Linked DNA regions of Homo sapiens: region 1 is linked to region 2. A link is a loop called in an ENCODE intact Hi-C map of the cell type or tissue named here. Cell type or tissue: mammary epithelial cell. All regions are shown on one strand. Each heading gives the region's core, and the rest is flanking DNA. Links, peaks and the distances in the headings are about the cores only. Region 1 has its middle 160 kb from the start of SLC10A2. Region 2 holds the start of LOC105370338 (a long non-coding RNA gene).

The links. Peaks named below come from ENCODE experiments on the same cell type or tissue, not always from the same donor. Only the 100,000 strongest peaks of a DNase experiment are listed, where the experiment ranks them.
Region 1: it touches region 2 in a loop (5-fold over the local background); 1 of 110 quality-filtered maps calls a loop at or near these places.

What each region holds. Positions count from the first base shown.
Region 1 is chr13:103,213,605-103,230,391 of GRCh38, forward strand. No RefSeq gene overlaps it. Among named protein-coding and RNA genes, the nearest start is that of SLC10A2, 160 kb to the left of the region's middle. In mammary epithelial cell, for the core only: no CTCF peak of the experiment used is centred there; DNase peaks (open chromatin) are centred at 8,537 and 9,267; H3K27ac peaks cover 2,086 bases.
Region 2 is chr13:103,278,760-103,295,546 of GRCh38, forward strand. It overlaps LOC105370338 (a long non-coding RNA gene), which reads left to right and starts at 12,210. Exons shown (of 3, transcript XR_931687.1): 1 at 12,210-12,330. In mammary epithelial cell, for the core only: no CTCF peak of the experiment used is centred there; a DNase peak (open chromatin) is centred at 9,092; H3K27ac peaks cover 1,160 bases.

The DNA.
Region 1 (16,787 bases), core at 5,788-13,787, 65 kb before region 2:
CCTGAAAATGCCTCCTGACAATGCCAAATGTGCTCTAGGGAACAACTCCTTTTTATCCCTTAAGCCCAAGCCACACCTATGTTATGAAACCTTTCTTGGTCGTACATACTATTCCATGATTTTTCTATTAAATGTATATTAAAAAACTCAATGGCCTAAACATCTACTCATGGTGAAAAACGTGAAACAGCATCGAACTGTAGAGAGTAACAATAAGAGAATTATGGTCCCCACATCTCTTTTCTGACTTCCCTCCCATTAGAAGTAACCACTATTGTAATTTTATCAGGTCCCTTTCCAGATTGTTTTAGGCCATCTGAAGGTTAAAATGTGTTCTTATTGTTTTAATTTCCTTCTTTTTTATTGCTAGTGAATTTGAGCATGTTTTTATATTCTTTAGCCACTGTTATTTTTTCTTTTTGTATTGTTTCTTTAGTCTGCTTTTCCAATTTTTCATATTAATTTGGATTAAGATCCATATTCACGTTGTAATTATAAATCACTTGCTTTTTATGTATATCGCAGATTTTGCCCCCCAGTTTGTACAACTATATGTGTTGTATTTACTATTAAGAAGAAACATCAAATTTTGAATACATACAAAACTATTAAGGTCCACATAAGGATTTATCTTAATAATTAAATGTAAAATGGTAGAAGAGAGTATGAGTGCTTAGCCTGCTGAATTTGGAGATGGAATAAAAGGCACAAAGATTGAAGAGAAGCACTGATCAACACGCCCATGGAGTAGGTGGTTAAGCCAAGACGAGGAAGCATGTGAGGTATATGGATGTTGAGACCACTACTGTGGTCTTCAGTACTTGTGTCTTTCAGCTGGATTTGTATGTTTTGTGCTCAGTAGCGCCTATTTGATGGCATAAACAAGAGAAAGCTGGGAAAATTGCTTATGAAGCAATGTAAATTCTTTGTTATCTTGACATCATTCCCCTCTTTACCATTTATATCTGAGCTAATTTGTATTGTAGTGACAGACTGTACATTCAGCAACATGGATGGATTTTAAAAACATAGTGCTGAGATGAAAAGGTAAACAGCAGGGAATTTTTTTGTACAATATTACTTATGTAAATTAAAAACAAACAGAACACTACATATCTTACAAGGACACACACATATTGGAGGATCTATCTCAAACACATTATTAGAGGAGGTAGATGTCTATTGGGAGGGAGAGGAATTGAGATGAAGACACAGAAAAGAGAACACAAACAGAGCTAGACAAGAAAGGAGAAATCTAGCAACAATTGCTGAACATAATGCACCGCGTACGAGGGAGCGTAATTAACGCAACTGCTCTGAGAACAGCAGCAAAATATGTCTGTTTATGATAAAGTACCAAAAACAGAAGTTTACATACAATGTGGCTAACTCACTCGTCACCTGCTTGTGTAGCGATTATCACTAATCAGATTTTTCTAGTCCATTCAAATCAGTTCAAGATTTCATTGTCGTCCATATGCTAAACTCCGTGCTTGAAATTCCAATGAAGGGCTTTAAAATTTAAAATTTCTGGGATGTGGTTTCCTTCAGTGTGAGATTCAGGGCCCAATGATGGTGTCTGCTTCTGAAGACATGGGTCAACTGAGGCATGTGTGTGCTCTCCCTGAGAGCAAGAATACTTTCTTTCCTGAGGTGTGTGGCAGCCCATCACGCAGACCCCCGGTATCTTTCCAGGCTGCTGTCCCACTCAACAATGTTAGGATTACAGGACACCTACAGTGTCCTCCCTGAGATCCCAGTGCCTTTGTGTATTTGGGAATTTCTGTGACTGCAGGTAGAGGATCATCAGAGCTGTGCACACGTTTGTCATGGGTGGGGAGGGAACAGCTGTCACTCCCTCAATCACTAGGCTTCTGTTTATTCTCGGGTTCCTTAGGGATCTCTTCTCTATTTTCTATCTTTTCTTCCTTTAGGCCCTATATGCACTCATTTCCCTCATCCTAAAATGCCTCCTCTTCACCACACCTCGCTGTTCAAGCAATGCCTTCTTTCTTCTCATGATGAAACTTACGAAATTCTCTCCAAACGTCTCAATTTAGGATTCCTCCCCTCAAGGATACAAGAGAGGAGCTGACTTTATCCACTGCAATATCTCTAATGTCTTTAACAGTATGTGGCATGCAGTAGGTGATCAGTAAATATGTGTGGAATCACTGAGAATGAATGAATGAATGAATTGCTAGAAGCCACTCTTTCAACTGCTCTCATCCACTCTCTGGCATATCACAAACTTTTCTTCCTAAATGTATTGATGCTGCCTTATTTGATAAAGTGGACTTTTTATTTGGCAAAATGTATGCCACTGTTTTTTGGCTACACTAATAATTGTTTTCTGTAACATTTGATCCAATATTTTCTCTCTCATTTCTTAAACACCCGCTTTTCCTTGGGCTTCCAGAGCACCAGCCTAACCTGACCCCTCTAATAGGATTCCGACAATCGTTTTTGCTCCCCTTCTTTGGATCAGCTTCCTTCACTGATGCTTTAAATATTAATGATCCCTTTTTCTCGTCACCCATTCTTCAGGCTGTTGACTTTGCGGGTGCCTCATAAATATACAACAGCGGCCTCTCTCTGAAATGGCAGATCTATATTTCCAAAAATTTGTATGACATTTCTTTGCTTGAATATTTCACAGCGACTTCAATATTAGCACTTTCTAAATTATACAGACAGCCTCCCCTCCAGCTAAATTTCTTGTCCTTTCTCCTGAATTCACTCAGGCTAGGATCTCACTGTGCACCCAGCTTCCCACTCTGGCTGTGCTCCTCCTCGTTGACTCCTTCGGCTCCTCCATCCCTTTCCGTCAATCATCCATCAAGACCTTCCATTGGACGTAAGGACTGTCCCTTAGGTCTGTCCCTTACTATCCATTTTTACTGTTATCTCTGCACAGTGTTTCAGCATTTTCTGTCTAAATTTTCTTGGTATCACTGCTAACATCTCCCTAAGATGCAAATAGGATCCCCCATCACGAACCTCAATTTTCTTCAGATTGCTGCATTACAAAACAGACTGAAATATTTGGGCCCATCCCCATTCTCCAAACTAATTTCCCATCTTTTCTCAATGAATTTTATTTTTTGTGCCATCTTGTCCCTTAGAAAGTTTTGTCTAGAACTCTTCATTGGCTAATACTCCATGATCAAGAAGGGTCTCTTCTAACTAACAAAGGCTTAAAGTTGTAAGATTTTCCCTCAAGAGAAAACGTTTCTGCCTTCATCATTCTCCTCCTATTTCAAGTCTCGCCTTTGAGAAGAAGGGCCTGGCATTTTCACTTCAAACAATATCCTGCCTTATACATATGAGGTATTCACCATCCAATCATTCTATCCCCCGACCCATCTATCCACCCATATCTATCATAAATCCTATAAGGTTGAATGCCAAATGGGGAAATTTTAATATACAAAATAAGTAATTTTATACTACATCAAAATCTACAAAGTTTTACCTGAAAGATTTTAAATATAGTATTTCTTACATGTTATTTTTGGAAGTATTGTTTTAATCCAACTCATTTCTTGAGTGCCTAGGTTTCTTGGACCTAAAATAATTTTCATAGTTGGAAGACACAGCAGCTATACAGTCAGAACTTATCAGTTTGGAGCCAGGGGTATTTATCCCCTCTGGCAATGCTGCGCACGCGGGAATCCTCAGAGCCCTAAGCTCAGCGACACCTCAATGCCAGTGGGGACATCCCAACAGTCATGTTAACAGAGTTTAATGCATTTGAAGTCATGCTCTGTGCTTTTTAGAAAAATCCATAAAATGGGAAGTTTACTCACACTGCCTCTCCATATGTGAAAACATGTCAGACACCCCACCCCATCCTGATGGTTGAATGTTCTACGTTCATACAGCTAAAGAATGAGGCAGGAAACAAACTTAACCTCCAATGAGGGGCTTCTGCCTTTATGTACTTTTCTTTGAGATATCATTGTGTAAGCAATAAAGCTGGGAGCACTGATTTAAAAACTGAAATATTAGGTTTTCACACATCATATGTTTTACAATAACAATTTTCCTGAGGTGGACCTAAGCTTAGCATCTTCATGGACGCTAATAGCAAATAGATTTATTTAAAAAAATTTAACATTTGCATAAGTAGCTTAAGGAAAAGAGTGTAGTAGGGGTTTTTTTTGTTTGTTTGTTTTGAGTCATGAGTATCTCAAAACGTGGGCATTTCATCCTGTAGCTTTTTACACTAGCTAAGTGGATTGAAGGAATATTCTTTTTTTTTGTAAAATAACAAACAAATCACACCTAATGTTTTTCAAAAAACGAAATGAATGAAATAGATTTACTTTTTATAGTAGAAATATTGAAAAATTTAAATGACTATTAGATGAAGGCATTACCTTAATCTCAGAAAAAATGATATTCAGTTTCACTTTGCACTGTTTATGTCTCTCTCTGAGCATCGCCATAGGGCCATCACTTAGGTTTTGAATTCTGCTGTGAAATAGTGGGCAAAATCTTCCCAGATACTTATGTCTTTTCCAGAGTTGTCTTTGGGGATTCTCTATAGCCACAGCTACCACAATGTGAGGCAACAGGGATTCAGGAAGAAGGCTTTGATCAGTGCCACCCATTTACCCAAACCCGGAAACACACAGTCCAAGCCATGTGTAGCCAGCAGGGTGCTGTTAATTACTCTTATTACCTTAATAACTAGAGAACCCTGGAATAATACATTTTTTACTTGTGAATTAAAAATGGCAATGCATTGGCTGTGATGCTGTCAGAATGAAATCTGCATTACCAAAATTCTGTGAGTCAGAAGATTAATTATATTTGTACAATCTTTTTGTGTTAGTAATAAATTGTAAAAGTACATGGAGTCTTACTTAGGAAGTAATTTTGAGTTATTATCTCAAATGGAATGCTGCTAATTTTGTTGGTCCAGTCAATGTACTGATTGCAGTACTTCTTCTGCTTTATTTTTCAGAGACGGAGTCATATTAAAATCTTTTGGAAATAGAACCAAACATTGTTTAACTGTTAGGTTAACCTTCACTGAGTCAATTATATTCCTAATGAATAAATCCATTGCATTATATTTGATTTGACTTTATAAAAACAGTATCAGAGCTAATAGACAATATAATGGAGGGGTTTCAAGAACTACTTTAGAGGGTTTTTTGGTCCCCCCTCCCCCTTTTTCTTTGTTTCAGAATTAGAGTTAGGCTTAGTTTCCACATAGTCTCATTCAAGTGCTGGGCCAGGACTGGACAGCCCCTGGTTATTAAAGAGTAGGTTCTCACTCCAGCAATTGGCCAAACTCTACTGCAGCAGTATCAATTGTAGGTGTATTATTGTATTCATTTTACTAAAGGGCATGTCACTTTTTCTTCCTCAAGGAATTTTTAGCAAGTGGTTAAAAATAACCTTTAAGAAAGGTTATATTACTGCTGAGGCCTAGCCAAACCTTTTGGATGGAAATCTGCATCCATCATACTCAGATCTGTCAAAGTAAGTCTGGTGGGCAGCTCAGTAGACACGAGGTTGAATTCAAATGTCACTGCGCCATGTTTCGTGAAAAACTGGCTGGCTGAGGTGACCTTTGCGTGCCAACGTTCCATTTTGTAGTTTGAAAGGGAAAAAGAAGCTAGCCTACAAAATTGTGCAGTATTAGGACCAAACCTGAAAGCAAAGACAGATTCAAATTTTAATTGTGAAATTGTCAGCTGTGGTCAAAGATGAACATGAATTGAATCACTTCTTACATTTTCATTCAATCTTAACCTGAAGTATTCTTTCAGGCCTGAATAAAATACACTGTTGGAAAAGAAGGTGTGAGTTTAGCAATTATAAAAAATCTATTTAGGTAATTCTCCATTAAACAATTGTTTCTTTAAAATATACTTTATATTCTATATTTTTGAACTGTGCCTACTAAGGTGGCAAAAGCAGCTAACCCTGGAGAACATCAAAAAGTTAACAATTAGTTATTAACAACTAGTGATTATGAAGAACATTCACTTGGGTGTAAAAGAAACCACTGTATAGAGAAATTTAATAAAAATTACTCGAAGACTACCAGTTGTATTTCTATATGGCCACAAAAAGAAAAAAAAAAACAAAGAGCTGAACCAGTTCTCATAGTACCAGTAGAAATCAAGGTAGTACTCTTATTCAATGAATGTTTATTTTGCATATTGTGCATAGCTATAAGTGGACACAAAGCAATATAATTAACCAGTGACATTCTATTTAGATAAACTAAAACTTCTTTGCAATAGGTGTCCACAGAGAATAGCAGTTGTCATTTCATTCAGCTTTCTTAAATGCCAACGACATTTAGATAAACAAATGTTGGATGATTTTGCTCCTACTTTCACGTTCCCCTTACTAATCGGCCTTTTAGAGCGTATGCTGGAGACATATGGGCCAGTTGAGCTTTTCCTAATTGTGGAGAGCAAGTCATTGCCTCCATGACTGTCTTATTGCATTCTGGGTGACATCTTGCTTGGCGGAGCCAAAAATAGAGCACTCACATATTCTTCCAAGATGTCTTCATGCTTATTCTTTTCCTTTTCCTCTTACACCCTTTTTCTGGGTCAGTTACTCTCTTGGTTTAAAATACCACCTCTATCTTATGATTCCCAAGATAATATCTTCAGTGACAGCACTCTTGTCTAAAGATTGTGACATTCATCTATCACCTGCATGTCTCCACCACAACGTGTCATAGGACACTCAAATGAATTCTCTCTCCTCCAGAAAACTTGATCTTCTTTCATTGTTTTTTTAATTTCAGTACAATTTTAGGTAACAAAGGAACATTTGGGAAGGAAGATATATTTTATGGTAAATAAGAAATGTGTGTTGACCACTTTAGATATATAATTCCTCTTTTCCCCAAATCTCTTACATTTAAAAACTGGGGTTCGTTGAGACTACATCTTCCCCTTCAGCTTGCTGATTTTACCTTTAGAAGCTTTTAATAGTAGAATAAATACGGAAAGTTGTACATTAATTAATGATTGTTGAGACTCAAATAATTTAATTGAATTCACATTACTTGATGTGCATGTAAGAATGGACTATTTAATACTCACCCAAAAATTAACTTGATAAAAATGGATTAAAACAAAATAATTAGTGGAATACAAAGAACTGTTATAGAACAAAGATCAACAAAACATGCCTTGTGGGTAAAATCCTTTCTGGTCTATATATATATATATATATATATATATATATATATATATATTTATATATATATATAAATTTATATATATATATAAATATATATATATAAATATATATATATATATTTATATATATAAATTTTAACAGCCTGCAAGCTAAGAATAATTTTTACACTTTTTTTTTTTTTTTGTCAGCGCGGGAGGGAACAGAGTCTTGCTGTGTCGCCCAGGCTGGAGTGCAGTGGCGTGATCTCTCCTCGCTGCAACCTCAGCCTCCCGGGTTCAAGCAATTCTCCTGCCTCAGCCTCCAGAGTAGCTGGGATTACAGGCGTACACCACCATGCCCAGCTAATTTTTTTTTTTTTTTTTTTTTTTTTTGAGATGGAGTCTCGCTTTGTTGCCCAGGATAGTGCGCAGTGGCGCAATCTCGGCTCACTACAAGCTCCGCCTTCCAGGTTCACGCCATTCTCTTGCCTCAGCCTCCCTAGTAGCTGGGACTACAGGCGCCTACCACTACACCCAGCTAATTTTTTTGTATTTTTAGTAGAGACGGGGTTTCACCGTGTTAGCTAGGATGGTCTCAATCTCCTGAACTCATGATCCGCCCGCCTCGGCCTCCCAAAGTGCTGGGATTACAGGCGTGAGCCACCGTGCCCGGCCTTTTTTGTGTTTTTTTTAGTAGACACCGGGATTCACCATGTTGACCAGGCTGGTCTCCAACTCCTGACCTTGTGATCCCCCTGCGTCGACCTCCCACAGTGCTGGGATTACCGGCGTGAGCCACTGCGCCTGGTCAATTTTTACACCTTTTAAGGGTTATAGAGCTCAGGCATGAATGCATGCACACACACACACACACACACACACACACACATAAACACAAGCATATTTAACAGGGATAATATGTGATATGGCCTACAAAGACTAAAATATTTATCGTCTCACTTTTCACAGTAAAGTTTGCTGTCCTGTTGCGGTGGAATAAGTAGCTAAATTTCCCAATATGAGTTGTTACCTGATACTTTATTACCAAGTTTTATAAACAATTTAGAAAGTTGATTTTATTATTTTTTAGTTTTAGTTTTTTTGAGATGGAGTTTTGCTCTTTTTTGCCCAGGCTGGAGTGCAATGGTGCCATCTCAGCTCATTGCAACCTCTGCCTCCCGGGTTCAAGTGATCCTTCTGCCTCAGCCTCCCAGGTAGCTGAGATTACAGGCATGTGCCACCATGCCTGGCTAATTTTGTATTTTTAATAGAGACAGGATTTCACCATGTTGGCCAGGCTGGTCTCAAGCTCCTGACCTCAGGTGATCTGACTTCAGGTGATCTCAGCCTGACCTCAGGTGATCTGACAGCCTCGGCATCCCAAAGTGCTGGGATCACAGGCATGAGTCACTGTACCTGACATAGAAAGTTGATTTTAAAAGTTCTTATGCAGGGGTGGGAAGTAGTATACATAAAATAAAGCCTTCTCAAATACTTTATTTCGTTTGTTTCTAAATAATAACTATAGTAATAATATTTTTATACCTAATCTTCTAATTTAGTGAGATAAGTTTGTAGTAAATGAATTATATTGAGACTATATTCTAGATACAGCTTTAAAAACTGGAAGGAGAAAATGAGGGAAAGATATTTAAGGTACCTAAGGAATTTCAAAATGAATTATATCCTACAATGATCAATTTCAAAGTGAACAAAATTTTATTAGGTATCAGTTTAAAGGCATTATGAGTATGCTTTGGGATACCAACACTAATTAGTGTATTGATTGATTTACTAAATCAGTGTGCATTTAATGAGCATGTACTTTGTGACAAGGATTGTTCGAAGCGCTTAGTGGCAAAGATGTAAGGTACACATAAAATGCTTGTGAAAAAATGAGATAAATGCTCTGAGAGAGACATGCATTAGGAGCAACAGCAGGAAAAATAGGAAAGATCAGCTTTGCCAGATGGTGGAGTTTCCACACAGGATGCTGCCTATGCTGGCTCTTACAGAATTGGTAGGAATGAACCAGGTGGACCTGTGTGGGGAACGCAGAAGAACACTGGTGAGGAAATAGTGTGAATAGCCTAGGCAAAGAGACAAGTGTGTGAATCAGCACACTGGATTGAAAACCACATGTACGTTTGGCATAGATGTATGCATGATGCAGTGTGGCACATGTCAGGGCGTGAAGCTGAGGTTCCTGACCACAGAGGGCTCTCTGTGCCATGGAAAGGGTTTGGTGTTTATCCTGGAAGATACAACGGTATTGTTGGCCATTGTGAATTGAGGCAGTGATATGAAAATTGCATGAAAAATTTGGTGGAAGAGAAAAAGATGAATTAAAAGGAGCAATGTGAAATAAGTTGGGAGCTATTGTAAGAGCAGAGGCAAGAAAAAAGAAGCTAGACTGACACACTCATAATAGACCTTGAGAAGAGCAGTGGGACTGGAGGTATATGGAGGGTAATATTAATGGGACCTAATCAATTTGATTTGGGTGTTGAGGGGAAAGCACCTAGGATGATCCTCAGGTGTGTAGCTTACAGACTGTGGGATGTAGAAACAGAGATCCTATTGGTTGTTTCTCTGGAGAGCTCTTTTGAATACTCCAGTTCACACAGGTGCCCACTGTCCCTGCTCTTCTTGCTTTCATTTCACTCATCCCCCTTCCCTGGCCTTACAGGCAGACTCCTAGGTCCTCATTTGGACCCATGTCTCTGAGTCAGGCCTTGGAATTTTCCTTCTGGGCTCCAAACACTTACAGCTGTGGATAAAAGATACTCCTGTATCTAGCTAAACCCTGTCCACCCTTTCTGCCTGGTGGACAGTACCAATCTTTTACAGGCAGCAGGGAAGACAGTCCATAAAGGAGGCCTAAAAGAAGTAGAAAGACAGGTAGGATAAGAAACGGAAAAGTTTCCAAGACCCAAGGCCAGCCATGCCTGGAACTCCCACTGGGATCAGGACTCCGGGGACCAGGCTGTGGTGTTGGACATGCCCTGCTTGTGGTGAAGACCTGACTTGACTTCCAAGTGCTCGACTTAGAGATGACTGTACAGGGCATCAGATCCTTTCAGTTTACCCCCAGGTAACTGACTTGCTGACCGGTAACATTCCATGTTGCCAAATGTACCCTTTCTCCATGAAGTTAATGTCTAAGACAACCCAGTCTGTTCCGAGAATTCTGGTTGTCTTTATTCAATTCTAACTGTATACATAGCATAGGAACAAAACACAGTGTCTGATGTAACAAAAATCACATAAATATTTTCAATAGTGTGTTTCCTCTTAAGATCTCACGGTTGTCCATATGGCTAAATATATTCATCTCCACGGAGCTCCTTGAGGTAAACAAGGTAGTGTGCATATAAAGGGCTAAGATTTTACTAGTACCTGCACAAATTACCAGGTAGTAGTTTTCATGTGAAAACAACAACAATAAAATACTGTATGGTATTTCCCCCCTTATCTGCACGGAATGTGTTCCAAGGCCCCCCACTGGGTGACTGAAACCACAGCTAGTGCCAAATCGTATGCATACTATATTTTTCCTATTCTTATCTATGATGAAGTTTAATTTATAAATTAAGCACAGTAAGAGATTAACAATAGCTAAAATAGAACAATTAGAACAATAAACTATAACGAAGTTATACAAATATAGCTTCTCTCTAAATATGGTACTGTATTCACCCTTCTTGTTGTGATGGAGATAGGAATGGCACTGGGTGGTCACAGGAGGATGGAAAAACCCAAATAACAGCTAAAACAGGAGCAAGATAAAGAAATCACAGGATAACAGAAAATTCAAAATGAGCGAGAGAAAAGGGCGAAAGCTCCCATCAGGGTGACATGTCCATGACTCTTCAGGCAAACCCAAGTGAGAGAGAAAGGGGGCGGTAACCATAGTTCCCTCAATCCCCTCTTTTCCAGAACACTTAATCATTATTCCACCCTCTAAAGAAACACCCATAAAATTAGAAACCCAAAGTCTGTTGGGCACCACTTTCTCGCCAGCATGCCTGCACTTCTCTCTTAAGTGTGAACTTCCCCTTTGTGATAAAAGCTTCTTGCCTTTCACTTCATTCTGATTCATCCCTGAATTCTTTTTCATGATGGTGTCCAGAACCTGGTCGCTGGCTGGGGCTGGGGTATCCCTGGCATCTGGAGAGCCTCGTGAGCCCTCTGGCAGCCTGTTGATGTGAGATGGTGCAATGCCCATGTGATGAGAGGAAGCCAGGTGAATGACGCAGGCAGTGGGCTACCAGTGACCTTCCCTCTTCCTGAATCCATGTAACCATCCCTCACTTGCAGTCAAAGGCATCACTGCTTTCAGGGAATTTCCTGCTGAAATCTTCTTTCAGGTTCAATGCTTTTCAGTGCAACATGTTGCTGTCAATTGAAGCACGTTTTCTGTTTGTCCACAAGTTGAATGCCTTTTCCATCTTAAGCACTTAGCACACACCCTGGCCAAAACTTTTCCAGGTTGAGGTGCTACAGCAAAACTAGCACAAACTTCTTTTTCCTTCCTCACAACTTCATAGTTAGAAGATTCATTCTTACTGTAGACCTTAGCAAACTCAGCCCACAATTTTTGTTTCTTAAGTCAAGAACTCCCAACTTTTCACTTGAATGGAGCACTTTACAGCTTCTTTGGCATCTCCAAATTGCCAGCATCACTACTCTTCTGCTTTGGGGCCATTATGAGGTAAAATAAGAGTGACTTGAACACAAGCAGCATGAAGCCTCATCAGCTGATCTCATCACTCAGATGGCTATTAAGGGACTCATGGGCAGGGGTATGTGTTGTGTGGAGACACTGGAGGAAGGGTAGAGTCACATCCTAGGTAGGATGCAGCAGGGCAGAGCGAGATTTCATTACACTTACTCAGTACAATCACAACTTAATGTTTATGAATGGCTTGTTTCTGGATTATTCCATTTAATATTTTTGAGCCGTGGTTGACAGTTGGTAACAGAAACCATGGCAAGTGAAACCATGGACAAGGGGGGACTACTATACTCCAGAGCCCTAATATATAAACCATATAAAACAGGGCTGCTCAGAGGGAGAGAGTTGGAATGAAGGAGCCTCCTGAGCCATACCTCTGTGATGACCTCCTATCCCTAAGGCAGCCTAGGAGGAAGCCTCCTGGGCCCTTGATCCCCGGGGAACATAGGATGAAAGTTGCTGCACTGGTTTCTGAAGATATGTATTTCAGCCATTGAATACTTCTGAGAACTGGAATATTGAGTCATGTCACTGCCTAAGAGTGAGCATGTTTCTTTCTCTTCCAGAGTTGCAGTAGTGAGTTGACACATGGTCAGTATTGAAGAATACCTAAATAATTAGGTATTCTGGAAAAGGAGGGGATGATGGAGACCGTGGTTACTGCCACCTTTCTCTTTCACTTGCGTTTGTCTGAAGAGTCATGGACATGTCACCTTAACTGAAGTGCTGGCCATTTTCTCTCCCTTATTTTGGGTTTTCTGTTATTCTGTGATTTCTTTGCCTAGTTCTTGTTTTAGCTGTTTGGGTTTTTCCATCCTCCTGCCACCACCCAGTGCCATTCCTTTCTCAATCACAAGAAGAAGAAGGGTGAGTACAGTACAATAAGATGTTTAGAGAGAGAAGCCATATTCGTTCTGTAAACAAATTCTCACCTTCAAGGTGTGAACACTTCTGGGAAGAGAAGAGCAAGTCCAATGCTCTTGGCAGCCTGAACTCATCTTCAGGGCTTCTCTGCCGCTTAATGGGTGACAGATGAGCGTCTCTGTTTTTCATGCTTCCCATTAGCCTTTCTGTATCATTTGAGTCTAGAACCTGCTGGGCTGGGGAGGGATGGAATCTTCTCCTTACTGGGCTCCGTTTATGAGCACACTGACATTCAGAGTCCTGAGGTCCTATTACTGACTCTTCTATCAGATAGAGAGACAGCATTTAGAAACAGTGCTTTCCATTTAAGTGGAAACACAAATTTAAAAGAAATACCCCAGATGCTTCTGTCTAGTGCACGGATGCTTTGCTGTCCTGATATTTTCTACATGGCTCTCGAACAGATCCAAAGTAATAGGCACATCTTTCCTTATAAATCACGATACCATTTTTCTGTAGAACAGGAGAGAAAGGCAGAACTCTCTCCGCCACTCTTGGGATGACACTCAATGAGGCTTCACAGAGTAAAGCCATATGGGGCAACATGACTTTGTCAGCTGTGACTTTGCAGGCAGAGCCAGAGATTATTTTTATTGGAAGGCAATCAATTCCAAATACTATCAATACAGCCTTCTCCCAGCCTCTTTTCAAGCTTTCATTATTATTGCACAGCAGCCTCAACAATTGTATTTGTCAGTGTGGTAGGGAGAACTATGCAACCTGTTGGTGGACTCAGCAAATTGGGGTTTGTCTTGTGAATACTGATGTCTTCAAAAGCTCTCTCCTGGCAGCTTGGGAAGAGCTTGCCATTCAGAATGACATTTCATTCTGTTTATTGTGATTATTTTTTTGCCGTAGAGTTTTAAAAGCGTAATTGCTTTTGTAGTCTGAGGAAGAAAGGGGCACAAAGCTACATTTAGAGATGTATATAATTGTTAAGCAGGTTTGAGAGGTTAAGAATAGTGAGCTTTTTTTAAAAGGCATAGTACATCATAGATTTGTGAATTTGTTTATTACAAACCTTTGGGCTTACACTAATGTAGATAATAAAACCTGAATTTAAAGTGGTTTCAAAGATAATGGAAAGAGAGCAAGGAAACCAGGGTGCTGTTCAACTGATTGCAGGAGACATTGGAGAGCCTGGATCTAACTATTTGGGCATATGTGACAAATTCATAGGGACAAGTGGAATAATACAATAGAGTTGATGGTTCATTTATGTTAAATAGTAATAGGCATATATAGCTGTTATGGTGTCTAATAAACTAATAGAATATACAAACATACATTAAAATAAAAATGTTATATGCAGGGTGCAAAAAATGTGTTTAATACAAGCCAGGGCTTATTTCAGATGATTTTTCTTATAGCAATGAAAAGATGTGGAAACAGTAGCAGGATCTATTCATTTATTTCCTTATTCAGTAATTTATTCTGAAATGTTTATTTTTCTTCTAGTGTATGCAAGACACTGTTCTAGACACCCAGGGAATAACTGAGCAAGAAGCCTTGTTTTATGGAGGTTATAACCTACTGAAGGAGGCAAACAATAAGCAAGCTGATAAATATCATTATATAATTACATTTCAGATAGTAATATTTTCCATGAAAATAAGAAAGAGAAATTAGAGAGTGACCAGGTGACAATATTTGAGTATGAGAAAATGACAATATATGAGAGGAAAATCAGAGGAACGAGACCTCTGAGTGAGTTCAGGAAAATTAGACCCAAGGAATAAGAGGAGGTTTGGCTCTCTACAGGGGCACATAGATGTCATTCATTACAATGGAAGGGGAACTTTTGGAGTGTTTCAGCTGAGGTCAGCCACTGAGTGTGCCTATTAGATATGTAAATGTATCCATGTCATGAAAAATGATTCTAAGAGGCAGATAGTGTAGTGTTTAAACTTATACAGATTCCGGAGCCAGAATGCTTGGGTTCAGGAAGCTCAGGTTGCCTGTCTGTAAAATGAAGATAATAATACCTATCTCATTAAATTGTTTTAAGGATTAAATGATGAATAGTTATAAAGCCCTAGAACATTGTCTAGCATATACCAAGCACCTAATACATGTTGTATAATTTTAATGGTAGCATTATTGATATTACCAAGAAGTTTTGGAGCTGACCCAGTGAGATGACTTTTGTGCAGACATAAAATTGTCCATTCTTAACACACAAATGTCAAGTTAGAGCCCATAAAAAATTAAAATCCATATTGTGTCTTCCAAAATTACTCTACAGTTGAGTCTTGTAGGGAAATAGTTTGAAAAACATCAACTCTTCATTTGCCAATATGTAAGAGTACCTTTGCTGCAATGGGGGGGACTTTGGACTGCTGAATGGAGAACAATTCTCAGCTGCATTGACATGTTAACAAATCAAAGTTACCCAAGACTAACATTTTGTCACCTTCTTTTCTATGAATTTTAAGTTGTATTTTTTTCACATGATGGGCCTTTTCTCTTGCAGAATCTGTTTCATCCTTGAATCTGTGATCAGAGAAAACATAGTTCACAGCAGTTGTATTTTGTTTCTTCATTTCCTTATGTTCCAATGCTATGTAAGACTTGTGCATTTCTCTTGTTAAACTATCTTATGTTAATTGAATTCTTAGACTCAGCTAAGACCCTAAAGGTTGGGATACACATTCACTTTGGAGCCCGTGGGTAGAATCCTGAGAGATATGACAAAACCCAGCAGAAAGTAGAAATTCTTATCAAGGTGAGCTCCCTTAGATCTGTATCTGTAATGTCTAGTTGAGAGAGGAAGATATTTCTTTGTCCCTTCTTATTTTTTTTTTCTAAATGTGGATTGGTAGAAAAGAAAAGCATTTGTAATAATTTGTTCTTTGAATTGTGACTTTTGTAAATTTGGTTTTGAGTGCTCATTGACTATTGACCCACAGCCTCCCAGAAATAGTTCTTGGTTTTTTGTTTGGTTGTTGATTTCTGTCTTTTGCATTATTCATCCTAAGGAGAATTTATCTTAATTTTCTCAACTTTTATTGCCTCGTTAGTAATGAAGGTCTTTTCTCTCTTAGGAGAGTACTTTACTCTCTCTGTGGGAGAAGTTTTGGATCTTGAGAGGGACTCTTTTGTACCCTCTTGAGGACACCTCTTCCATTGTTAAGCCATAGAAGGCTTACTGGTTTTGAATTGAAATTGAAGTAGGTATACCTTCGGAGATTTGGAATTTTGTACCTAAAAGTATTTTTTTTTTTAAGAGCTCACATTCTAAACAACTGGCCTATTGGAACCTATGAGAAGAATTGACTTTAAAAAAAGTTTAATACTTTCAGGAATGGTTGCTGTTTCTTCTGGCTAAAACCTAATAATAAGATATTTGAAAAGAATTTGTTTTTCAGAGACCTCTGGTTAGAAGTCAGCTGATATCTAGGCTGTAATTTTTTTTTTAGCACTCTCTGTTTCTGTATTGGTTCCTGCTTCTCCCATGGGAGCTTCTCAGTTAACTAAAACACTTTTTTTTCAAATTCGGATGAACCATATGCCCTGCTTCCTCTGACCACTTTTCTTATTGGCATAGTTTTTGACATTTGAAAATTGAGCAAATGAAAAATCTTAAATGTCTTTCATACTAATATTAGTAAAATGCTTTATTTAAATTGGTTCAGAGATAAATGAGCATACCTAAAGCTTCTACAAATGTGATAATTAAATACATTTCAAGTTCATGGGACTTGGGGAGATCTTTGATAAATAAGCTGTTTTTAAATTATTGATAAAAATAAAATAGAATGTCTTCAGATTTGTCTGCATACTTTTTTTAACCTGGGTTTGCTGGTCAGATGGGTTTATATATGTCTCTATTATATTTTTAAGATCATAAAACTATAAATTCAATCTGAGGAGAATGCACCAAGAAAATAAATTTGCTTTACTTTTTAGGTTTTTTATTAGAAATTAAGATTACTAAGAGTTAAAAATTCTTATTAATATAT
Region 2 (16,787 bases), core at 5,463-13,462:
AGAGCTCACTTTCCAGCAGGTTGACCTGAAGGAGGACTGCCAGGCCACCCAGATGGTGTCAGAACTGTACCCTCAGTTTGGCCATCTTGTTACTTGTCCTGAGTGGAGATAGACGTGGCAAGCCTGTACCTTCCACAGTGAGCCAAGGAGGGAAATTTAGGTCATCATCTGACAGAAATATCCTTTTGCAAAGAAAGTTGTTTTAGTGGAAATGAGACTAAGTTTTCCAGGTTGCCTGTCTGCACTGATGAAATTACCTTCATCAAAACATGTCTTTTGGGCTTATGTCAGGCGCTCAAAGAGACTTGTTTGTTGCCATGGTTTTGAGCTGTCCCCATAAGGCTGGAACAGACACTTTCTAGGTATTGGAGTAAGGTGGCTCTGGGGTTGAGAACAGTGACAGGTGAGCTAGGAGCAGCATTGTCAGAACTATGCTTCCTGTACCCCTGCTCTTCTCCCCTGTTCCCTTCCCAAGCCACGCTTCACCTAAACAAAGCAGGTGTGACGTTAGATGGAGAGAACATTACTACATATAGAAAACCTGGCCGGGCGCGGTGGCTCACGCCTGTAATCCCAGCACTTTGGGAGGCCGAGGCGGGCGGATCACGAGGTCAGGAGATCGAGACCATCCCGGCTAAAATGGTGAAACCCCGTCTCTACTAAAAATACAAAAAATTAGCCGGGCGTAGTGGCGGGCGCCTGTAGTCCCAGCTACTTGGGAGGCTGAGGCGGGAGAATGGCGTGAACCCGGGAGGCGGAGCTTGCAGTGAGCCGAGATCCCGCCACTGCACTCCAGCCTGGGCGACAGAGCGAGACTCCGTCTCAAAAAAAAAAAAAAAAAAAAAAAAAAGAAAACCTAATTTCAGTAAACCAGGATTTCAATCCTCATTCTACCACCTCCCAGTGACGTGACTTTAAGAAATGTACTTATGATTCTGAATATCAGTTTACTCAAGTATATTCTCCAAAGTGGGAATAACCTTTGTGAATCACTGGAAGATGTGAATAAAATCATGTGGTAAGTACTTTGCATGATGTTATCATGATAAGTCCTCTGTTAACATTAATTTCCCTTCCCTTTTTAGGTTCATCTAAGCCTTTTTATCCTCAAAGAATAGGTAATTAGGACATGCTATCTTTGATGCAAACAGTTTAGAGCCATGTGTAAACTAAACAATTAAGGTGAGCAGAGACCAGGTAAGCAGACACAATGATTAGGAAACAGTAAGTTTTAGCCATCAGCCAATTGAGGAAGGAGGGGAAAGGAGAGGTTTTCAGCATGTGTGAGAATGTTCACAGTCTGTATTCCAAAGATCAAATCAGATGTGAACTGATTGGAGTGCAGTTACACAACACATGGGACACCACTGGGGTTCCTTCCCAAGACAAGGTCAAAAGAGAGGTAGGGCAGAAGCAAGATCCCAGCAAGGCAGAAAACAAATTCGAGAATTATTAAAAAAACCAAACACCACATGTTCTCACTCATAGGTGGGAACTGAACAATGAGAACACTTGGGCACAGGGTGGGGAACATCACACACTGGGGCCTGTCATGGGGTGGGGGGACAGGGGAAGGATAGCATTAGGAGATATACCTAATGTTAATGACGAGTTAATGGGTGCAGCACACCAACATGGCGCATGTATACATATGTAACAAACCTGCACATTGTGCACATGTACCCTATAACTTAAAGTATAATAATAATAATAAAAAAAGAATGGTGATGGTGAAGAGAGGAGCAGAGAGTTCATGCTCCCTCCATGATATCCAAGGATGGAATTCCGGGAACTTGAATGGGAACATCTTTATTTTCACTAATCTTCTAATTGTAATTTTGTATTTCTTTTAATAATGAAACTTAGATAACAAGCGGGATAGTATTAGCAGTAACCCCAACTTGCTCAGAAATCACATATATTACCTTAAGGTTATTGTTGGTATTACATATTATTGTTACACTCATGATTCTAAAATTATGGTAGTTACTAGATCTGACTCTAGATTTGTCCACTGGAGAATTAATGAATCACATATCATTGTTAATATTATTTTGATGACTTTACCAATATAACTGGATTCTTTGGTAAACCTAAATATCTTATTTACACACATTATTCCAAGAAAGGATCAATAGGCTTCACCAGATCTCAAAGGGTCTACAGCGAAACCTGCTTAAGAAAGCTTAAGAGGGATATAAAATAAAAGAAGGGTAACTTTCAAAATGACAGAGATTAGACCCTGTTATAGCTGATGAGGATTAAGCCTTGAGAAAGTGAAAACATAAAATTCCAGGTTAGGGGAGCAGACATTTTAAAGGAGGACTAAGAAAGACATCTCATTTACAAGTTGGTGTTGAACAAAAAGTGATAACTCTTCCTATGAGACTGAAAAGATAAGACTGATTATGGAGACAGACTCATTTTTAAGAGGCAGGTGTTAGAGTTTGAAGGAGTTCCTGCTTGATGATTTCAGATTTTCTTGATGTGGTAGAAGGTAGGTTTTCAGTAAAGACTGAGGTGTGGATTAGGGTGAAGGCTTAAGAATAGTTAAAATTTGGAGTAGTCATTGAGAAGTCGGGGAGAAGGTGCTGACTCAGGACACAAACTAGGCTTCCTGATTGCAGTCCTGTGATTGTCTCTGACTGGGTGCAGCTGCTACAGGTCACATGGAATGACTCCCAGCTCAGCTAGACCCTTTCCTCACATGCTAGGTGCCATCTGCAATCAGCGTCCTAGTTCACATATTACCTGCTCTCAGGTCCCAGCTCTCTGGCCCCAGCTCTCTCAGTAATGCGATTGGCTCCCTTTCTAGTGCTCCTGCTGGGGCATCTGTAAACCGTTGCTGCAGAAGCTTTGCCCATCCAGAGATGGCACTGCTTTGGTTCAGACTCTTCTTTGACTGCCATCTTCCTAAAGCAGCATGAAGAATGCATCACTTTCTGCTTGGCTGTAGAAATCCACATACATGGAATTGAAATTTCTCTACCATGATTGGTTAAGTTGTTGGGACTTTGTAGGGGAAAATACCAATGGCGTAATAAAGAGGGCTGTAATGAAATGATCCCCCTCCCCTATCCTTTCATTTCCAGATCCTTCTCCCTAGTGATCACATGGAGCCATGATTGCTCCCACTTGGTAGTGCCCTGAGCAGGCAGGGGTAGGATGGGTGAAGAGAACTCAGGGCTGTCTTTTGCCTATCCTAAGGCTCTAGGGCAAATTGAAAATTTGGCCCAAACAGGGATTCAGGACTGCACTTGATGCTAGTTATTGGGCCTTACCATCTCTGCAAAGTATCCAACTTCTGAGAAGGAATCTGTGTTTGATTCATTGCTCTCTTTGCTGCAGTGTCCTTCTTTTATCAGGCTCTCAACTTATATGTGTTTAATGGATAGATATGGGGCAATACAGCATAGATTATATGACATGAATTAGTATGTGTTCATATCCAACACATACAAAATGGAAATTAAAACACCCAATTAATGTGATCCATGCAGAAATTCAAACTGAAAATCAGACCTGAATACAGGTTTTTTTTAATGTCATTCAGTTTGCCTGTATTGAAAAAAATTGTTAAATCTATGAACTCTTGGTCATTTTTGTATAAAAATATATTATGACTTGTTATTTATTCTCTCCATAAAAAACTACAAATCAAAACTGTGTGCCCTAATTAAGTTTAGAGAAAAAAAGGAAAAACAGAGAAAAATGCCTTATGTGGGTTTTACCATTAAAAATGTATACTAGTACACTAAAGAAACAAAAATATTTTAGAGAGCATGGGTATATACAGATATAATTTTTAAGCCTAAAGATAAAAATAATATTTAAGAGACTTAATTTCTAACATGAGAGGATGTTGACTTTTAGACAATCTATTGGATCCTATGGAGGGGTGCTGAGAGCACGTCATGTATCATTTTTTTATGAATGCAACAGTCCGCTGGCTCTTTCCCACAGGGAGTGCCGTTCATGAGGCATGGAAGTCCTATGCAATTTCTGCAGTTTTGAAATTCCAGAGTGAATCACTGACTAGCCTCAGAGGGTTAGCTTTATTTTGGCTTGTAGTTGGTTTCTCTTTTTTTTCCACCCTGTACCTACTTCTTAGGCATAAAACCAGCTGGTGTAAGTTCCCAGGGTGCTGAATTTCCTTTAAATTGCATAAACCTGTCCCTCCTCATGCCCTAACGTCATGAATCAATGCAAAATTTTGGTTTCTATGTTACTTCTCACTTCCGAAACTGTAATCCAATTCATCACAAAAGACCACAAAGTAGATAAAACTCCACAATTTACGGCAGGCTAGAGGTAGTTCTTCCTTATCAGAGTTCAGTTTAAAAGTTTACAGTGAGCTATTCAGGGACAGATTCCAGGGAGGTGAGATGAGCTGTCACCATTACCGGCTCACTGATGGCCTGTGAACTGGAAATGAGCACAGAGTAAAGTCCTCGTCAAATTCCTGTCTTCTCTCCTTGGCTGTTCTCACGTACCGTTCTCAGAGGTAATTTAAGACCCTCCAAATGTGTAAGCCTGCCTGTATAACATAAACACTGAAGCGCCTGCCCCCTTCCTCTCAGGAAGCAATGCAAGCATTCAAAGTTCTCACCTTTTCACCACGACTGCTGCTGGCATGCCCTCAGTCAGCTCCTACAGTAGGGTGGACCCATGCGGCTGCCCCCGACAGAAAGCAAAGGACCTGTAGGAAACAGATTTCCTTCCTGAAACACATGCAGGGGCATTTTAACACAACATGACAGAAATAAAAAGGAAAGAGAGGCCCCTTCCCCATTCCTCATCAGTTACACCTGATTTTCAATGAGTTAATTCTTCACCGATGAGCTCTGAGTTTGCTCCATGGAAGCACTGTCCACCAGCACTTTATGCTGTGTTAAGAATGCCCTCCAGCTTCACTGTCCAGTCCAGTAGGCACTAGCCACATGTGGCATTGAGCATTTGAAACCTGACTAGCATGACTGAGGAAATGGATTTTAAATTTAATTTCACTTGATTTCATTTAAATTTAAATAGCTGTATGTTTGGACAGTGTAATTCTAGAGTTTAGGTTTAATTTAAGTCCATGGTGGTTTTAAAATCATACAAGCTGCAGGTGGACTATGTTGAAAACACTAACACGATATTATGTTAATTTTTGTCCAAACATGAATGTCTTTTATTTACAAGACTACACTGGTTGCCAATTGAAGGTGGTGGACTAAATGTTGGTTTTGTCTTCCCTTGTCTTTCCCCATGCTTTTTCCCCCCTTCTCCTCCAAAACACTGCAAACATAATATAGAATTAGTGATGAGGATAGATTTACAGTAGCAGAGATCACGGGAGGCAGGGCAGCAGTTACTAGATGCTGAATTTCAAATTTTTCTGAATTCTGAAAACATATGAGAACATACTGATGGAAAAAGAGGGTTAAAGAAGCTATGGGCCAGAGTGGGATAGTAGTGGAAGTTAAAGATCATTTTCTTGTAAATCTCTTGATAAAAAAAAAATGTGGCATCCAACAGTTATCAAAGATGGGAGTGAGATGGGTGGAAAATAAGGAGTTAATTCAAATGGCATCAAATGAACGTTTCCCTAGATAGAAACCTCACCACAGAACAGAGATAGGCAATTCAGAATTGATCTTTGGACAAAACCCAGAACGTGTTTATGCAAACCCTCTCCCTTAGTTGGACAAGTTTCCTGAGAATGAGGATTGCTGGTGGAAGGTGGAGAGTCCAGAATAGAAGCTTCACTGAACCAGCTCTATAAGGCCCCAGACAGGCCTGTGCTCCCTGCCTGTCCACTCAGCCTGCAAGTGCACCCACACAAACAGAACCCCCAGACTGGCTTTCATTCAAGGAGAAGCCCAGCAAGAAAACACACAAGATTTGTAATAGAGAAAATGGAGATGGACGGTTCCCAACGTGCTGAGGACTGTCAGCATGTGAAAGGAAGATAAAAAGCACAAAAAATTCAGGAGGAAGCCAAGAAAATTTGGAGATGAGTCAACATTTTGAAAAATATTATTGCTCTCATTATTTTATAAAGACTTTAATTATCCTCAGAGAAACCAAAGAAATGTCAAATATAAAGGATAAATGCAGGCTGCTATGAAATATGAACAATCAAGGACAAAGAACATATCTTAAAAATTAAAAATATGCTTGCTGAAATAAAAATAAATGTTAATAAATGAAAGATGAGTGATTATAGTTGAGTAAAAACTCCAGAAAATACAAAGCAACACATAATATCAGAGAAAGATCAAAAGCGTAGAGGAACAACATAAAAAGACCAATGTCTGATACATAGGAGTTCCAGAAAGAAAGAACAGAAAAAATGGCGAGGAGAAAATTAAATAACAAAAAATATTTCTTGGAGGTCAAGTATAACCCAAATCTTTAAATTAATATTACAAAGCAGTACTGGAAGAATGAATGAAGCATAAAATATCTTGAGAATGCCATTGTCCAAATAGGGTGAAAAGTAAAATCTGGGACGCATTGAATACCTGATGAATCCCTGACTTCTAAGCTGGGAACACTCACTTTTGAATTATTGATGTGTCGTGACCTTTGACTTGGGAAGGGTATATGTTAATGTCTGTCTAGCATGGCTCCACAGGGACCAATATTTACTAGAAAGTGTAAATACGTATTACCGATTTTTAACTTTAGTGCTTAATCTACACTCAGAGCTCACAAATTATGATTTCAAGACATAAATGTTAATCTTCATAATGTGAAAGTTTATGGTTAACTGAAGATGGGAGTGGGGAGTTGGGAAGATGGAGGTAAAAACTGCCAATAATATCCTACTTATAGGCTAAACTCTCAAGCAATAGTGCTCACCATTGCTGGAACAGCAAATAGAGTGTAAGCATATCATTTGATTTTATAAATGGAGTTACCAGAGATATAATATTGTATTATAGCTTTAAATAGTTGGAGAGAGAGAAAAAAATGATTGTGAACAGTGATCAGTGAGCTAAATTTACAGCTTCTATGCTCTGGTGTCGATAGGTAATACCTAAGTAGAAATAGTGGTCTACTATTTACATTTATGAAAATACTGACAAAAAAATACGAAACCCATTAAGAGCAATTTTGAGTCTCAGAAGTGAAGCAGAGCAAGAAAGGGTAAAATGAAGTGGGTTAAGAAAGCATTGCTCAGATTTGCCTGTATAACAAACCTGCACATGTACTCCTGAACTTAATATAAAAGTTAAAGAAAGGGAAAGTGTTGCTGTTCATTACAGGTCTTCTATTGGTTTTTCTTTAACGATGTATGCATATTACTTTGATTAAAATAAGAAAATCTGGGCACATTCAACTTTTACAGAACATTTGAAATCGTTGAATAAATTTTAACTATCTGAGAAAATAGTGGGGCTGAACTAAAAAAATCTGCAGAGGTCTTAGAGAATTTAGTCAATTAAGGCCAGGCGCGGTGGCTCATGCTTGTAATCCCAGCATTTTGGGAGGCCGAGGCGGGTGGATCATGAGGTCAGGAGATCGAGACCATCCTGGCTAACACGGGGAAACCCCGTCTCTACTGAAAATACAAAAAATTAGCCGGGCGTAGAGGCGGGTGCCTGTAGTCTCAGCTACTCGGGAGACTGAGGCAGGAGAATGGTGTGAGCCTGGGAGGCAGAGCTTGCAGTGAGCCGAGATCGCGCCACTGAACTCCAGCCTGGGCAACAGAGCGAGACTCCGTCTCAAAAAAAAAAAAAAAAAAAAAAAAAAGCATTTAGTCAATTAAAATGACCTTGATACTTGAGTATTACAAAAGATGTGTCAATAAATGAAATTATAAATGAGCAAGAAGTTTACATAAAGATAAGCAATAAAGCTTCCTTTTAATTCATGTGCTATAGGCCAGATTAATGGTTTAATTTCTGTTCACATCATTAAATTTAAAGAGTTTTACTATAAATATTTCAAGTCCTAAAAAACTCAGAGATACTGCCTTTTCAGTGGGCATGTAGGCCCATGTTTTAAATTTTTTTTAATCTAAAAAGGACTTCTCAGTTCATCACACATTTTTTGATAAGAGATGAAGGATGTATGTGAATATAACAGGTATCAGATCAAATCCCATGTGTTCTTCCGGTTGTCTCAAACAACACGTCCTAGCTATGTTGACCTAAGGAACCAGTAACAAATTTGCACCTTCAACTCTTCACCAGTTCTTGGCTTCTAGTCTGCTTAGCCATCTGCCTGGCAACCCAACTGGCTGTCCCGTTCCTGAGTGCTTCCTTTTTTCTCCAAGAGTCACTATTATCCAGACTAATGAGCCTGAAGTGCACACATTTACTACACAGTTGCAGGAGGACCATCTCTTTTCTTAGACAATGGTAATACCAGTAATAATACCTATAGGCAATTCTGAACACCCATAGGTGCTAGTTGCTTTACTAATGTATGTTATTACATTTTTTTTTTTTTTGACATGCAGTCTCGCTCTGTTGCCCAGGCTAGAGTGCAGTGGTGTGATCTTGGCTCACTGCAACCTCTGCCTTCCGGGTTCAAGCGATTCTCCTGCCTCAGCCTCCCAAGTAGCTGGGACTACAGGGGCATGCCACCACGCCTGGCTAATTTTTTTTTATTTTTAGTAGAGATGGGATTTCACTGTGTTAGCCAGGATGGTCCCCATTTCCTGACATCGTGATCCACCCGCCTTGGCCTCCCAAAGTGCTGGGATTACAGGAGTGAGCCACCATGCCCGGCTTATTAAATATGTTTAATCTGATGAAGAAACAGCATCTTTGTGTACGTAAGTGTCTTATTCAAAGTCACATCATTGATCACAGTTAGGTCTAAGGTTTGAATCCAGAAATCCTGGATGTAGGTCAGATATTTTCTCTAATACATCATAGCTCCCTTTCTGGTTCTTTCCAAGGCATCTAAATCTGTGAATAATCATTCATTTCTATGTATTTGTCATTATATGCATGAAGGAGAGATACTTGCAATTTTTTTGTATCTTAGTCACAAGATCAGAATTATTTTAGGATATTGAGCCAAGTCATACTACAAAGAATAAACAATTCACATTTTTAATTTTGTACAGGTAGGCAGTTTGATGCAATGGAAATTCATGGCTTTGAGTCACAGAGGTCTTTCCTTGTGGTTTTGAGAAAACCACTTAACTTATCTGAACCTCAATATCCTGACTTCTAAAATAGAAATAAACAGGTCAGTATGAGAATTACTCAAGAACATGGCTGTCAAATGCATGTCATTTATGAACATAAGCATTGACTTCCTTCTTATCTACATCCCATCCCATGTGCCCTAGTGGGTCATTCTTGTCTTCTGAAAGTAAAGGGATCTATTTCTCGTACACTTAATATGCATTCCACCTTGGGCTATTATGCTTTTATTTATTTCTTCCTGTTCTTTGTCCAGTTTCCTGTATAGTTAAAATGGTTCGAGCTGCTTTCTCCTTTATTGTTTCTTCCATGCTGTAATGCTGGGTGGGGCCTGAGTTGGGCCTATAGCCCAAGGAAAATCCAGCCTGCTCGCCTGCTCATCTCCTTCAACTCCCATATCTAAGACAGGTCTTTGTGTTCTCTCAGCAGCCCGTGGTGACATGAGTGAGTGCCTCTGTACACGCTGCACTGTCTCTCTGGTTATCATCTGACAGTCAGCCTTCCCATCGCTCTTCCTGTCTTTACAGTTCTAGTGAACGGAAACTTGTTAACCTTGACAGTGCCTCTCTTGCAGCATTAGCCATCCTGAGAGCGTCCTTCAGTTTCTGTGTGCTGGTTCTGCCCAGGAATCAAACAAGCCCATACCCAAATCAACATTTTAACATTAAATTAGAACATTTTAAGCAGTGCATTTCTTTTACAAATACAGTGAGTGTCTTCTTCCTAGAGGCCAGTCACTTTTTGCCTGTATAATTTTTCATGCCAAATTCAAAAGTTTTGAATATTGTATTACAGTGGTATTTCTTGAATGGCAATATCTCAAAGTGAGATTATTCCTGAAGGACCCATATTATTTCCTGTAATAGCATGGCGATGGGGAGGCCTAAATAAATGTGTTAGCAGCAGCATATTCTCAGACCACCCTGAGCATGCAGTGAAGTGAAAAAATCTAGAGTCCACCCACAAGATCACTCCTAAACAAAACATCCGGAAGGTTACCTGAGCAGCTAACATTCATTCATAGTTCAACATATTCTTATTAAGTGACTACTGTGTGCTAGACATTCTTCTAGGCACTGGGGAACATCAGTGAACAAAACAGATAAACTCTCTGCTCTCACATTCTAGAGGAGGAGACAAAGGAGCAAATAAACAATATATGATATATAGTGGTAATTGCTAGAAAGAAAAGGAAGGGAAGAGGAAGTACATTAGTTTTCTAGGGCTGCTATAACAAATTGACGCAAACTTGGTGGCTTAAAACAGAAATTTATTTTCTCACAGTTCTGGGGGCCCAGAGTCCCAAATCAAGATGTCAACAAAGATTAATGCACCCACAACCCACTGATTTTCCACAAAGATTTTAAGAACACACGTTGGGGAAAAGACAGTCTCCTCAATAAATGGTGCTGGAAAATTGAATATCCACAATGCAGAAGAATAAGACTAGATCCCTAACTCACTGTTTACAAAAATTAACTCAAAATAGATTTAAGACTTAAATGTAAAAGATGAAACTACTAGAAGGAAATATAAGGGAAACACTTCATGACATTGGACTGGGTAAGAATTTTTTCAAAATAACACCTCAAAAGCACAGGCAATGAAAGCAAAAACAGGCAAATAAGATTATATCAAACTAAAAAGCTTTAGAACAGCAGAGAAAACTATTAACAGAGTCAAGAGACAACCTACAGAATGAGAGAAAATATTTACAAACTGTATATCTGACAAGGGGATAATATCCAAAATATACAATGAACTTAACAGCAAAAATACAAATAAACCAATTAAAAAGTAGGCAAAAGAGCTTAATAGACATTTCTTAAGAAATACAAATGGCCAAAAGCTATATGAAAAAATGTTTAATATCACTCATCAGGGAAATGCAAATCAAAACCACAATGAAATACCACCTCACTCAGAGTGGCTGTTATCAAAAAGAAAACAAGTGTTGGCAAGGATGTGGAGAAAAGAGAAGACTTACACACTCCTGGTAATGACTACAGCCATTCTGGAAAGCAGATGGAGGTTTGTCAAAAAATCAAAATAGAACTACCATATGATCCAGCAATCCCACTACTGGGTATATGTCCAAAAGAAAAATCAGAATCTCAAAGAGATATTGTCATTCCAGTGTTTATTGCAGCACTGTTCACAATAGCCAAGATATGGAATCAATCTAAGTGTCCAACAATAGATGAATGGATACAGACAATGTGGTATAGACACACAATGCAATACTATTCAGCCATAAGAAAGAACAAAATCCCATTGTTTGTACAACATGAATGTACCTGGGAACCTGGAGGACGTGTTAAGTGAAATAAGTCAGACACAAAATGATAAATAGCACATGATCTTATTTGTGGAATAATTTTTAAAAGGTTGATATCATAGAAGTGGAGAGTAGCACAGTGGTTACTAGAGACTGTGACTGGGAGGGAGGAGGAGATAATGGGAAGAGGATGGTTAATGGGTATAAAGTTACAATTACCTAGGAAGAGTAATTTTGGTGTTCTATCATAACCATAACCACAGTGGGTAACTATGGTTAACAGTCAAATATTATCTATTACAAATTAGCTAGAAGGGAAGCTTTTAAACAATCTCACCTCAAAGAAATGATAAATGCATGAGGTTATGGAAACATGACCCTGATTAGATCATTATGCAACATACATATGTATTAAAACGTACTCTATAAATATGTACAATTATGTCAATTAAAAATTAGAAAAAATATAAAAATAAAGATGTCAAGAGAGCCACGGTCCAGCCGAAGTCTGGAAGAGAGACTCCTTTTTTGCAGCCTCCCCTATCTAGTGGCTCCAGGCAGTCCTTGGCTTGTGACTACATAACTCTAATCTTTGCCTGGTCTTTGCACAGATTTCTTCTCCTGTCTCTTATGAGGACATTTGTCGTTGAATTTAGGGCCCACTTAGTTGATCCGGGATGATCTCATTTCAACATAATTATTTTTGTGAGTACCCTATTTCCAAATAAGGCCACACAAGCCATTTCCCTCTGTTTTACACTGCAGCGTTAACAAAAAGAACCCCGGGTGAGGAAGAAAGAGTCTACCTTATTTGGAACAAGGATCTTTGCAAATACACTTAATTAAGGATGCCTGGATATGGATGCATCTTTTGAAGGTCCAATATGCAACCCGTGACAGGTAGGGAGGTCAGAGTGGTGGAGCCCCAGATACTTTTAAACGGAATAATTGGGGGAAATCTGTCTGAAGAGTTCATGTACGAACACAAACATTAATTGGGGCGCTAACTCACATGCATAGCTTAAGAATGAGCACTCCAGTGGAAGAAACGGTGGGACCTTATGGTATGAAATGGACATGAGCTTGGCCTTTCTAAAAATCGCAAGGCAAAGTGAAGTCATTGAGGGGAAAGAGATGAGGGTAGAGAAGTACCTAATGGTTAGAGCATGAAGGTTTGGCAGCCCTTGTGTGGCCATGCACTGGAATGGCACAAGAATGACAGGCATGCCCATGAACTCAGCATTCCAGGTGTTCCCTGGTGCCATTTTCTGACTGAGATCACTGACTTGATATTTTCTGTCAAGAGACGCTCAAGGAGCAGCTCCTGCTCCTGGCTTCAGGAATGTTCTCTGCACTTTCTTGTCTACACTGTTTTCCTCTGTTCCATTAATTATCTGGTTGAGGGAGGAAGCAGGAACTCTTCTTTTTTCTGCTTGTCCCTTTCAGTTCACCTCTGCTGGCCTGGATCCAAATATGCTCACCAAACTGCTTCCAGTTTTCTAAGATCTTTCCTCATTTTGAGATCAGATTATCTTTACTTCTCAAGTGCAGCTGGGTCTTTTAAAGAGATGATTGTTCATTTGTCATAAATTTCAAATTTTTTGGTAACTACTAGTTATGGGGAAAGGCAGTGCTAGCTTTCAAGTCTCCCTGCTTATTTTTATGGTTTCTTAAGTAGAATGCCACTTTCATTTCTGTAACTTCCACATGTAACCACAGTGAGATTCTGGGGACTGAGCTGCATTGCTTACTCTAATATACATGGAGAATTTCAAAGACCAAAGAGTCAATCACTTGGCCTTGTGGGAGTGCTAGGAGTTGAAAGACTGTCCAGACCACACAAGCTGTTTCCCTCTGTTTTCCACTACAGGGTTAACAAAAAGGATTTACGTTGGGTGAGGAAGGAGGAGTCTGCTGGGTGATAGTCTGTCACTCAAACACCCACAGCTCCCATGAGCATAGAAGGAAGAGATGAGAAAATGTAATCTTCACCACCTGTTTGATATGTTAAGTGGAGTTGCTTTATTTTGTAGTTTCAAAATGTACCTATCCTAATTAAAATCACCCTGGGTATTAGATTAACTTGAAATAAATAATCGAAGTTGATTTATGTTTTTCTAATCAACTATGTACAGGAATAAGTGAATATTACCCTACCCCCACACCCTGCAACAACACCCTTTTTCTCTGGGCTTGGCCTGAAACCTGAGCCCTCAGATGCATTTATAACCCAGGACACTGGAAGTGAGTAGAATTAAATGCTTTATTTTTGGACTTGCACTTAGCTTTTCCTTTTTCTAAGAATACAGATGAAAATATAAAAATTATCAGCTCAACATAAATCTTCGCCTCCTAAGCCTTCAACAAAGGCAATAAAACAATTTTTTCTTTAATATATAATAGAATATTTTCAAGGAAAGGATGTTCAAAGGTGACTTTCTAAGAAAAAATATGCTCCCATTAATGACTGCTATGATCTTTGGAAACATTTTATGAAAATGTGTGTAGATTGCATATGTTTATCCAGGAGAACTATATCTATCCTTGGTCCTCTTATGATCAAGCCATCCAGCTATGGTCCCTTTTCATGACAGCAAAATTAAGCCTATGTCGTGGTGTCTCCCTGTTTTGCAACTAGGAATAAGGACTTTTGCATGTCAGATAGACTGCAGTTTATAGACAAAGAGTCACAAAACATTCTTGGAGCCACATGGGTAAAAACAGCCCTTGGGAATCTTATATTTAAAGTGGTATTGCACAAAAGTAAAACAACAGGTTATTTGATTTAGACACTGTTCTCCAAGTCAAACTTCAATACTCTATCACTTTTTATTCTACATGAGAAGAGAACTGAGCCATTTCAAAGTTTAAATACAGACTATGTAATTGTTTTCTTGATTTTTCCTATGAAAAAGAGAACTGAATACATTTTCTTCCTGAAACAAAGATGGGGACCTCAAGTGTAACTCTGAAAATGTAACAGGGGCAAATTGCAGCCACTGATAATTAGGAGACAACAATCCCTCCCCAGCCTGGCAGCCCACCCTGGCCCCAGCCTGCATAATTTAGAAGTAATGAACATTTCAGCTGGTGCAGGGAACATTCTCATCCACTAAGCAGCAGGGGAGAGGATTTGAAATTTTGCACACGATTTTATGGTGGAATTTAACAAGTCAAAGCATTAATTGGAAGGAAATATACAATTGTTCTCCAGAAGTGTCACGGGGCAGTTCTATCATTTGGTCCCTCTCACATGAAGGGAGGTCATTGTAAAAACAAGGTAAAACAAATTAGAATAAAAGAACAACAATAACAAAACAGCATAATCTTTATGCAACTGATGTTATTATCCTTTTAACTGCTGAAGCATGTTTTGGATTAAAAACGTGTATTTTTTTGAAAGAATCCACAGGTTGGTAAACATAATTTAGCAGATTCCTCTGCAAAGCCTTAAAAGGTCATTGAGAATCCCCAAATCATGATAGATTGCTGGACAGTTTGCCTTCAATGCTAGTCTGAAAGGCCTCTAACATTCTCCATCTGTTCAGTGCACACTTGAAAAGAGTCTGGAAGCCCAAACAGTAGTATGAAGTTACCTGTGATGACGCTTTCTTGTGATGGCTATTTAATTTTAACTGTGCTGTTTGGAGACCAAAAAAATGATTTTCATAAATATTTAATAGACTTTTTTTCCAAGCTGAGATACCTACACACACACACACACACACACACACACACACACAGAGAGACACACACCCATGACAGTTGGCGAGTAAAATCTATTTTCAATTCTATTTGGAATTCAGCTGAACTGTCGGGTATACTTTGGTCTGATGTACACAGGCACACTGAGATGGGAAATTTGAAGCTGTAATGGGATACATGGGTTTTTGAGCTGAAAACTTTTTAGGCAGCAGTGGTTTACTGGCATAGTCTTTAAAAACACCAATGGAAAGAAAATGAAAACGTGTTCTAAGGTGTGTAATTACCAAGAATGTACCACATATATTTGAACAATCACTGCTTATAGGCTCAGGTGCCATTATGTTGAAGACTTTAACAGCCTGCAGTTTAGACTTTTATTTTCATACTTTAATTGCATGGTTTTTTGCAGCTGTAAGACACTTTGAATTGCATGTTTTTCCTATTTGGGAATGCACTAAGGATGGGTAACTTAAGTACAAATAGCTTTAGATTCCTCTGGCAACAGGATCTTGCCTTACCTTCTTTAAATTCTTGAGCATGAATAGAAATCAAAGATCCAGACATGTTGACTAGAAGAGAAGCTTGCTCAGGAAGGAGGCCAAATTGACTAGAGTCTTCTCACTATTTACTCTAGTACTAGATTAATAGGCAACATGGCAGCTAAATATCAAGCAAGATTCTCCAAGTTCCACAGATGCTGAAAGAATTTATTTTGAATCACTGGAAGCTTGAAACACATGACTACAGGACTTTAAATGAAGGCTATGTGGGGAAATATACCTAGGTAGAGAAAAGCTTTGATTTTGCCTATGATCAATAATCTTTCAGTTTCCTAGTAACAAAATACAGTGTCTCTTTTCTGTATCTTTTGGCTCATGAAAAAATGTTTGCTTGTGAGAGGATGACATTTTATAGGAATGTTAATAAATTAACATTGCACAAATATTGGACTACTGTCAGAGCCATTGCTGTCAAGAGTTACAGTTTCTAGAAGATTGTAAGATCATTGCTTGTAAATTCACTCTTCCAGTAGAAAATAAAGGACTAGAAAATATTTATACATATTTGCTATAACATAAATTACTCAAGTGTGTATTACTGTGGGACTCTTACAAAGAAAAGAATCTGGAGAAATTGGGCCTAGAGCGCTATAATGAAGAAAGTTAGCCTTTTCTTGTTGTTTTTTAGTTGGATTTAGAAAATCTTAAACAGGGAGTAGTTTTTTAGTTGTTGTGTTTTAGTGATGGATGAAAATGTAAGGTTTTTTGAAAGTAAGTTAAACATATATATCAGAAAAAATGAGAAGTTATACATGATTAATAAAATGAGGTTAGAAGATATCTAATAAACCAGAGGAAAAAGTGTGGTTAGATACCCGTATGCATTATTACTGTCATTAGTGAGCGAATTAGTCAGTGGATTGGCTGGAAATCAAACTTGAATTAACTTAGGCAAATATTTTTGGGGGAAGTGTTGGCTAGCAGAATTAAAAACACGTAGCAGAGTCTCAGTCTCCAGTGACAATAGGGTCATGAGCACCCTGAGGATTCAATCTCTGGCTCTCATTTGGCTTCTTTCTGCATGATGGCTTTTCTCAGATTTAGCCTCTTCTGTGGTGAACAGAAACAGAAATGCCTGACATTTCCCAATGT